Regions from separate parts of the Homo sapiens genome. Here region 2 is linked to region 1. Evidence: chromatin contacts called from ENCODE Hi-C or POLR2A ChIA-PET data. All regions are on one chromosome and are shown on one strand. Each heading gives the region's core, a stretch centred on a gene start or an enhancer-like site at or near the end of the contact. The rest is flanking DNA. Distances are from core to core; before and after follow the strand shown. Region 1 holds the start of EXOC7 (exocyst complex component 7). Region 2 overlaps UNC13D (unc-13 homolog D).

Region 1 (3,929 bases), core at 1,054-3,553:
TATTGTACTAATGGTATCTAACCCCATTAGACTCAGACACTGAAGGAAATGCAGTAAAGCACACACAGCTGATTGACAAAAATGCAATGACATTGTACAGATTTGAAAATATTAGCTTCCTCACGCACATAAAGGATTCCCAAGACCTATGGAGCAAAAAAAAAACAAAATTTTTTTTTTGCTTGAGATGGAGTCTTGCTCTGTTGCCCAGGCTGGAGTGCAATGGCACCATCTCGGCTCACCGCAACCTTTGCCTCCTGGGTTCAAGCAATTCTGCCTCAGCCTCCCGAGTAGCTGGGACTACAGGTGCACACCACCACACCCAGCTAATTTTTGTATTTTTAGTAGAGATGGGGTTTCACTATGTTGGCCAGGCTGGTCTCGAACTCCTGACCTCGTGATCCACCCGCCTCGGCCTCCCAAAGTGCTGGGATTACAGGCATGAGCCACCACACCTGGCCGGAGCAAAATATTTATTATCAGTATTTTTATTAAGCATCTACTATGGGCCAGGAACTGTTTAGAGACTCAGGCCAAGCACGGTGGCTCACACCTGTAATCCCAGCACTTTGGGAGGCCGAGGCGGGCGGATCAACTGAGGTTGGGAGTTCAAGACTAGCCTGACCAACATGGAGAAACCCCATCTCTACTAAAAATACAAAATTAGCCAGGGTGGTGGCCCATGCCTGTAATCCCAGCTACTCGAGAGGCTGAGGCAGGAGAATCGCTTGAACCCGGGAGGCAGAAGTTGCAGTGAGGCGAGATCACGCCATTGCACTCGAGCCTGGGCAACACAGCAAGACTCCGTCTCAAGAAAAAAAAAAGAGAGAGAGAGAGAGACTCAGGTTAAATGCTGGACCAGGCCCTCAAAGGTAGTCCACCTGAGCCCAAAACACCCTCTCTACAGCGGCTAACTAGCCCCGCTACTCTATTCTGTGACATCTAACAGTTTAAACTTTCTCCTACTTAGCCCTTTGGACTACACAAGGACCATGTCAGCGAAATCATCCTGGGTATTTCCTGACACAGGAATCAGCCTTTTATCTCCCCCACCTACAACAGGATTGAAATTGTCCTCTTGCCTGAGGGAAGGCTGCCCATCCCTCTCCAGGCTCTGTGCACCCACTTCCTCCTCCTCCTCCTCTTCGGGTGACTATGGGTGGAGTGAGCGCTTGGGAACCCTAGAGCTTGGGTTCTTCCTTCTCTCCTTCTCTCCTTAGGCCGGGAGCAGGGGCTCACGCCTGTAATCTCAGGACTTTGGAAGGCCAAGGCGGGTGGATCACTTGAGGTCAGGAGTTCGAGACTAGCCTGGGCAACATGGCGAAACCCTGTCTCTACTAATAATACAAAAAAATTAGCCGGGCGTGTTGGCAGCCGCCTGTAATCCCAGCTACTCGGGACGCTGAGGCACGAGAATCACTTGAACCCGGGAGGCAGAGACTGCAATGAGCCAAGATCGTGCCACTTGCACTCCAGCCTGGGCGACAGAGTGAGACTCTCTCTCAAAAGAAAAGAAAGGAAAAAAAAAGCTTGGTGTCCCCCCTGCCCGCCCCAAACCTTCTCATCTACCAGCACATGCCTCCTTGTCTATCTTCCGGGTGTCTGGACACTGAGGCCACAGAAGGACTGAACCAAGCTGGTCGGCCTTGTCCTTTCTCAAGGCTGGGGGCCAGAGGCAGGGTGGGCAGGGACGGGTTAGAGGAAGGAGTAACTCGAGGTTTTGCAGGAGCTGGGTCTGCAACCACAACATCCAGCCCCGCAGGGAAGTTGATCCAGGGGCGCCCCCCACCCCGTCCCCTGGAGCTGCAGTTGGACGCTGGGTCTGGGCCTGGAGCTCCGGAGCAGCCCCGCCAGCCCACAGGATACGTTTTTGCGTAATGCAGGGTGGAAGGCGGAAACAAGTACACAAGCCCCTGGTTCATTACATGGACACACGTTAGGCATCTACTGTGTCACCTGCTCCGTGCGGGGCTTTGTGGGAAACGCAATTGGCCTTGGTGCCTGCCCATAGAATGCGACCTGGGGAAAGGAATTCGTCGCCTTCCCCAGCAGTCTTTATCAAAAGGGTCGGTCTTTCAACGAAAACAGCAAGTGAGCTCTAAGTGTCCTGCCAGCCGCGGGACATAAGGCCGATCGAAAACCTCTGCTGAGGCAAGGAACCCGCGTCGAGGTCCCTTGCAGCATCCGAATACACTTCTCTTCCCAGCCACGCTCAAAATGGCCGTCGGTCCGTTCTTGGGCTCCGCGCAGGCGCACTTCAGCCTGCGATTCCCAACATGGCTCCGCCCAGGCGTCCCGGGGCGGGACCAAGAGCGGAAGTGGGTGTGACGGGGACGGGGGCCCGGTGGGCCCGCGGAGGAAAGATACTGGGGAGTGGGAGCCGCGGGGTTCAGAGCGATGATTCCCCCACAGGAGGCATCCGCTCGACGGCGGGAGATTGAGGACAAGCTGAAGCAGGTGGGCGTGGGCCTGGGGAGGCTGGGGAGGAGGTGAGGGAAAGGGGCCAACAGCGGGGCCTGATTGTCTACTCATGGAGGAGGCAGGGGTGGGAGGGAGCGCACCCAGCGAGGAGATGGGGTTGGGGGCTAGGCCGTGGGGTTGGGACGCAGTGGTCTCCTTTAGCTTCTGGTTTCTGGTGATGTCCTCCCCTTGCCTGCCCCCAGGAGGAGGAGACTCTGTCCTTCATCCGAGACAGCCTGGAGAAGAGCGACCAGCTCACTAAGAACATGGTGAGTCTCCCCGCAGCTGGGGGAGAGGGCAGGCCTCCGGACCCTGGGGGAGAGCCTTGCGACCTGGCGGTTCCGGTTCCTGCGGCCTGGAGTTCTGGAATGGGCAGCGACGGAGGCAGTGTGTGGGTTTATCTAGCAACAGTTTGGCATCTCTCCTGCCTAGCCCCCTCCCCATGTTCCGTACCCTCACTGAGGAGGCTGCACTTCCCACTGGCCTGGACTTGCTGCTTTCTGTCTAAGCTCGCCATTCTTCCTTCTCTCCTTCTGCAAACACTCAGTGAGTCTGACCAGTTGGGCTAGGTACTGGGCATATGTCATTGTCAGTGGACTCTCTGCCCAGGAGGTTGGCACTTTGAGATTCCTGAGGGCAGAGAAGACTCAGCCTTCACTCCAGAGGACTTTAGGGAAAGAAAGAGCTCTAAAGTCAGGCAGATCTGGGATCTAGTCCTTGCCCTTCTGCTTAAATGTGCGGCTCCTGATAGGTAACTGGTGTCAGCGAATTCATCTGCTAAAACAGAGACTGTGCCAGCCTCCCAGTGTGTCTGTGAAGGTCATATGCGCTAATGCATGCGACTGCATCTTGCACAGTGCCTGGTATACAATAGGTGCTCAATAAGTGAGTTTCCTTCTTTATTCCTAGGGGAGACTGGAAAAGCACAAAGTGAGTAAATACAAACTTGTATTTGCATTTAGTCACACAATAATAAAGTCCTAGTCCTTTTCTAAAAATTTTAATTTTTAAATTTTTTTTTTTAGAGGCAGAGTCTGGCTGTGTTGTGCAGGCTAGAGTGCAGTGGCATGACTGTAGCTCACTGCAGTCTCTAACTCCTGGGCTCAGGCAGTCCTCCTGCCTCGGCCTCCTAGCAGCTGGGACTGTAGGCACACACCACCACGCCTTGCTAATTGTGTGTGTGTGTGTGTGTGTGTGTGTGTGTGTGTGTGTCTGTGTGTGTAGACAGGGTCTCACTGTGTTGTCCAGGCTTGTCTTGAACTCCTAGTCTCAAGCTAACCTCCCGCCTCAGCCTCCCAAATTCTGGGTATTACAGGCATGAACCATCACGCCCAGCCTCTAGTCCTTATTCAATGAGTTTCATCCTTAGAGAGGGTTTTGAAGATACAGCAATGCATTTGAGGCTACTCTGTATGAAACTACTTCCAGTCCGGTTTAGGAATGCTTCAGAGAGAACAGAAGTTGAGATT
Region 2 (3,477 bases), core at 1-2,500, 280 kb after region 1:
AGCCTGGTGCCTGCTGAGCCGTGCCGCAAGGCTGGGGCATGCCTCCTGCTCACCGTGCTGGACTACGACACGCTGGGGGCCGACGACCTGGAAGGCGAGGCCTTCCTGCCGCTGCGTGAGGTGCCCGGGCTGAGTGGCTCTGAGGAGCCTGGTGAGGTGCCTCAGACCCGCCTGCCCCTCACGTACCCCGCACCCAACGGTAGGCCTGAGCCCAGGGCAGGGTGGTGCGGGGACGGGAGCCTGTAAAGCTCAGGCAGGGGCCCCAGAGAGGTGATGCCAGGGTCGGAGAACAGCTTCCCTGGAGACGGGAGCCAGTGGGACAGCCACGGCCCATCTCTCGGTCTAATCAAGAGACCAGTGAACTTTAAGCTAAGTGTAACGTGACTCTCCTTGCATGGGGAAGTCACCAAGAAGTTTAACTGGGGAGAAGGGCCTGGATCTCACTCGGCGGGGCCGCTTCCCTGCAGAGCATTTTTGATACCAGCAACGGTCTGATGCTTGTGCACTTATTATGAGCAAGTGCTAAGCACTTTATGCATTCCAGCCAACGAAGCAGATATTAGCACTCTTTTACAGATGAGTAAACCGAGGCATGAAAAGGTTAACTTGCTAGCTTTAGGTTCTCGTATAAAAAGGTAATAGTCAAACCTCAGGCACATCTCAGCCCCTCGCTGCAGTCAGGACAGTGTCCCAGCAGCACTCTGTCTGTTACGCGACCCGACCGGATGCGTCTGTCAGACCACCTCCTGGGCTGGGCTGGCGCGGGTCTGTCACTTGTTTCCTTCCAGGTTGTTGGGGAGATGGAGCAGTGTTGTGTACCCCCCCACACACTCTTCTCTGCCACCACCAGGCACTGCCCTCTCCCCTGGCATCTGACCCCCAAACCCCTCTCTCCGCAGGGGACCCAATCCTGCAGCTGCTGGAGGGCCGGAAGGGTGACCGAGAAGCCCAGGTCTTTGTGAGGCTGCGGCGGCACCGGGCCAAGCAGGCCTCCCAGCATGCCTTGCGGCCGGCACCGTAGCCGTAGAGGTTTGCGGTGGGGCTGGGTCCCCGGTGGGGACTTGCAAGGGCTTTCCTGTAGGGTCTGGGGCTTCCCCGCCACATCGCGGCCCTCCAGCCTGGCCTAACACTTGGGGAGCCCCAGCATGCGGAGTGCCCAGAGTGCAGACCTCCCCTGCCTCCCATGGTGATGGGGGCTCAGCAGCGACATCTCTACTCCCGCCTCCCTGCCTCCAGCCCTGGCTGCAATGTCTCTACCACATCCCAGCACCAGGGGGAGCAAACCCTGCCCCTGCCCGCCTCTCAGAAAAGCTGCTGTGGTGGGCAGGGGATTGGGCCATCTGTCTCCTGGCCCTGGCCCATCTGCCTCCTGGCCTTCCTGTTCCAGCCACTGGGGTGGGGGCCAGGTTCACTGGGACCAGGGCTACAGGCACAGAGTCTCCTGGAAAAGGGAGAGGGGACCCTGCCAAAGATGAGGCTCCAGCTGCCCTGGGGGGAGGGTGGTGGCCATTACTAGAGGGGGCCTGGGTCCTCTCCCCAGGGGCTGCCAGCATCCAGGCCAGGAAGCCTGGAGCCAAGAACCTTCTGGCTCTGAGGGAGCAAGAGCTGGCAGGCGGCAGGGCTGGCACAGACAGACGGAAGCAGAAAGGACAGTTTGGCTGCTGTGTCTGCTGCGCACGCCCCCTCCCCGGACAGCACCTGCCACCTAGAAACTTTCTTAGCAAAAAAATTAATAAAAACAAATCCATTGTCCTCTTAAAATATGCCTTTGGCCTACAGTGGGGCCTGGAATGCGAGCCAGGCCGGGTAGCTTCCTCCCCAGCCCTCAGGGGACTTTGAGCTACCGCCACCTTGGGGTAGCTACAAAGCAGGGGGGTAGGTGTGGAAATAACTGAGGCAGAGGCAGGGCTAGGGTGATTTTTGGCCGTGGGCTTTGAATAAATTGCTTTACCAGGCATACCAGTTCCTGTGGTGACACCCAGGACAGGGACCCGTTCCTCGGGGGAGCACAGTGAGCAGGGGCCTCCCAGGGGTGCAGGTTGAGGCTGAGGGGCTGCTCTTGAGACAGTAGGGCGTAGAGGAGCTGGGTCCCTCCCCTGCCTGGGGGGTGTCAGAACCTGAGGCCTGGTCATCACGTCATCCTAGCTGTGTGACCCTGGTTCCATGTCGGAACCTCTGAGTCTGCACAAAATGAGGACAGGAGTCGAGGTTAGCTGAGATGACATCCAAGGCCCGAGACCATGCAAAGAGGATCCCACCAGGGTGTTTTCTCACCCCCCACCGCACAGCCTAGTTGAGGAGGTGGGAGGGAGGACGTACCTCTTAGGCCTCAGCCCCTCATCCCTCAGGGGCAGGGTAGGGTGAAGAAGGCAGAAGGCAGGACTTCCTCTGGGTCCTACCAGCAAATCATCCCAATGGGAAGGCACTGGGTTTTTTGTTTTTGTGATGGAGTCTCACTCTGTCGCCCAGCTGGAGTGCAATGGGGCAATCTCAGCTCACTGCAACCTCTGCGTCCCGGGTTCAAAGGATCCTCCTGCCTCAGCCTCCTGAGTAGCTGGAACTACAGGCATGTGCCACCACACCTGGCTAATTTTTGTATTTTTTTTTTTTTTAGTAGAGACGGGGTTTCACCATTTTGGCCAGGCTGGTCTCGAACTCCTGACCTCAAGTGATCTGCCCGCCTCGGCCTGTTTTTGTTTTTGAGATGGGATCTCACTCTGTCACCCAAGCTGGAGGCAGCTGTGCAATCATGGCTCACTGCCGCCTCGACCTCCTGGGCTCAAGTGATCCTCCCACCTCAGCCTCCCTAGTAGCTGGGACCACAGGCATGCGCCACCATGCCCAGTTGGGAAGACACTGTTCCTCTGAGAAACAGTTACGGGCCCTATTGCCAGTCACCGCTGACCACACAGCCCTAAAGAGTCCTAGGGCCTGGGGGGCCTCTGTGTCCAAGGCTAAGGGTCCCTGTGTCATCAACCGCTAGGCCTAGGTCGGAGAGCACTTGAACTGTCTTGGGGCCTGATGGGCCCAGGAAGTTTCCAGCCCTCTCCAGCTGCCTTACCACAGCTCAGGGGTGTGGGCAGCAGCCGTTTCCATGGCTGAGGCAAGGCTCCTGGCCCACCTCATAGTTCAGAGGCCCTCTTTTGGGACCCACTCCCCCTCACCCCCATGTAAACAAGCTACCACTGCAAGTTCATATTTTATTTCCAATAGGTTTGGAGCTTTGTTGATTTTTGCATTTTTGTAAAAAAGGAAAAAGTTTTCACTTAATTCATTGAAAGCCCTTTCGTGCTGAGCCCAAGGGGGAGCCTGGGCCAGGACCAGACCCTCTCAGCCCTCTTGTTCCTACCGCAGACACCCGGTGCTGGGGGTGCGGCTGCTCCCCTCCGCCCACTCTGCCCTCCCGCCCCTGCTGCATCTCTCTCTGTACAGAACAATTTTTAAAATGGAAGCTAAGACACAATATACACTGGACAG

Evidence for each region. Hi-C counts contacts between places; a loop is a spot of excess contacts on that map. ChIA-PET counts read pairs that join two places held with the same protein, here RNA polymerase II (POLR2A). Pooled maps may share reads with other maps.
Region 2: a loop to region 1 is called in a pooled map, with 2.7 times the contacts of the local background. The contact joins the enhancer-like site here to the promoter of EXOC7 in region 1. A Hi-C loop is called at or near these places in 1 of 50 pooled maps. POLR2A ChIA-PET finds 5 or more read pairs at or near these places in 2 of 52 experiments (WTC11 and activated T-cell).

The regions. Positions count from the first base shown.
Region 1 is chr17:76,102,161-76,106,089 of GRCh38, reverse strand. It overlaps EXOC7 (exocyst complex component 7), which reads left to right and starts at 2,303. Exons shown (of 19, transcript NM_001013839.4): 1 at 2,303-2,457; 2 at 2,664-2,729. The coding sequence starts at 2,398.
Region 2 is chr17:75,825,509-75,828,985 of GRCh38, reverse strand. UNC13D (unc-13 homolog D) reads left to right here. Exons shown (of 32, transcript NM_199242.3): 31 at 3-199; 32 at 900-1,761. The coding sequence ends at 1,021. UNK (unk zinc finger) reads right to left here. Exons shown (of 16, transcript NM_001080419.3): 16 at 3,187-3,477. Among named protein-coding and RNA genes, the nearest start is that of UNC13D, 17 kb to the left of the region's middle. Within about 2 kb of position 1,250, at least 31 of the 41 ENCODE cell types and tissues checked have a DNase peak (open chromatin) inside an H3K27ac peak, as active enhancers do.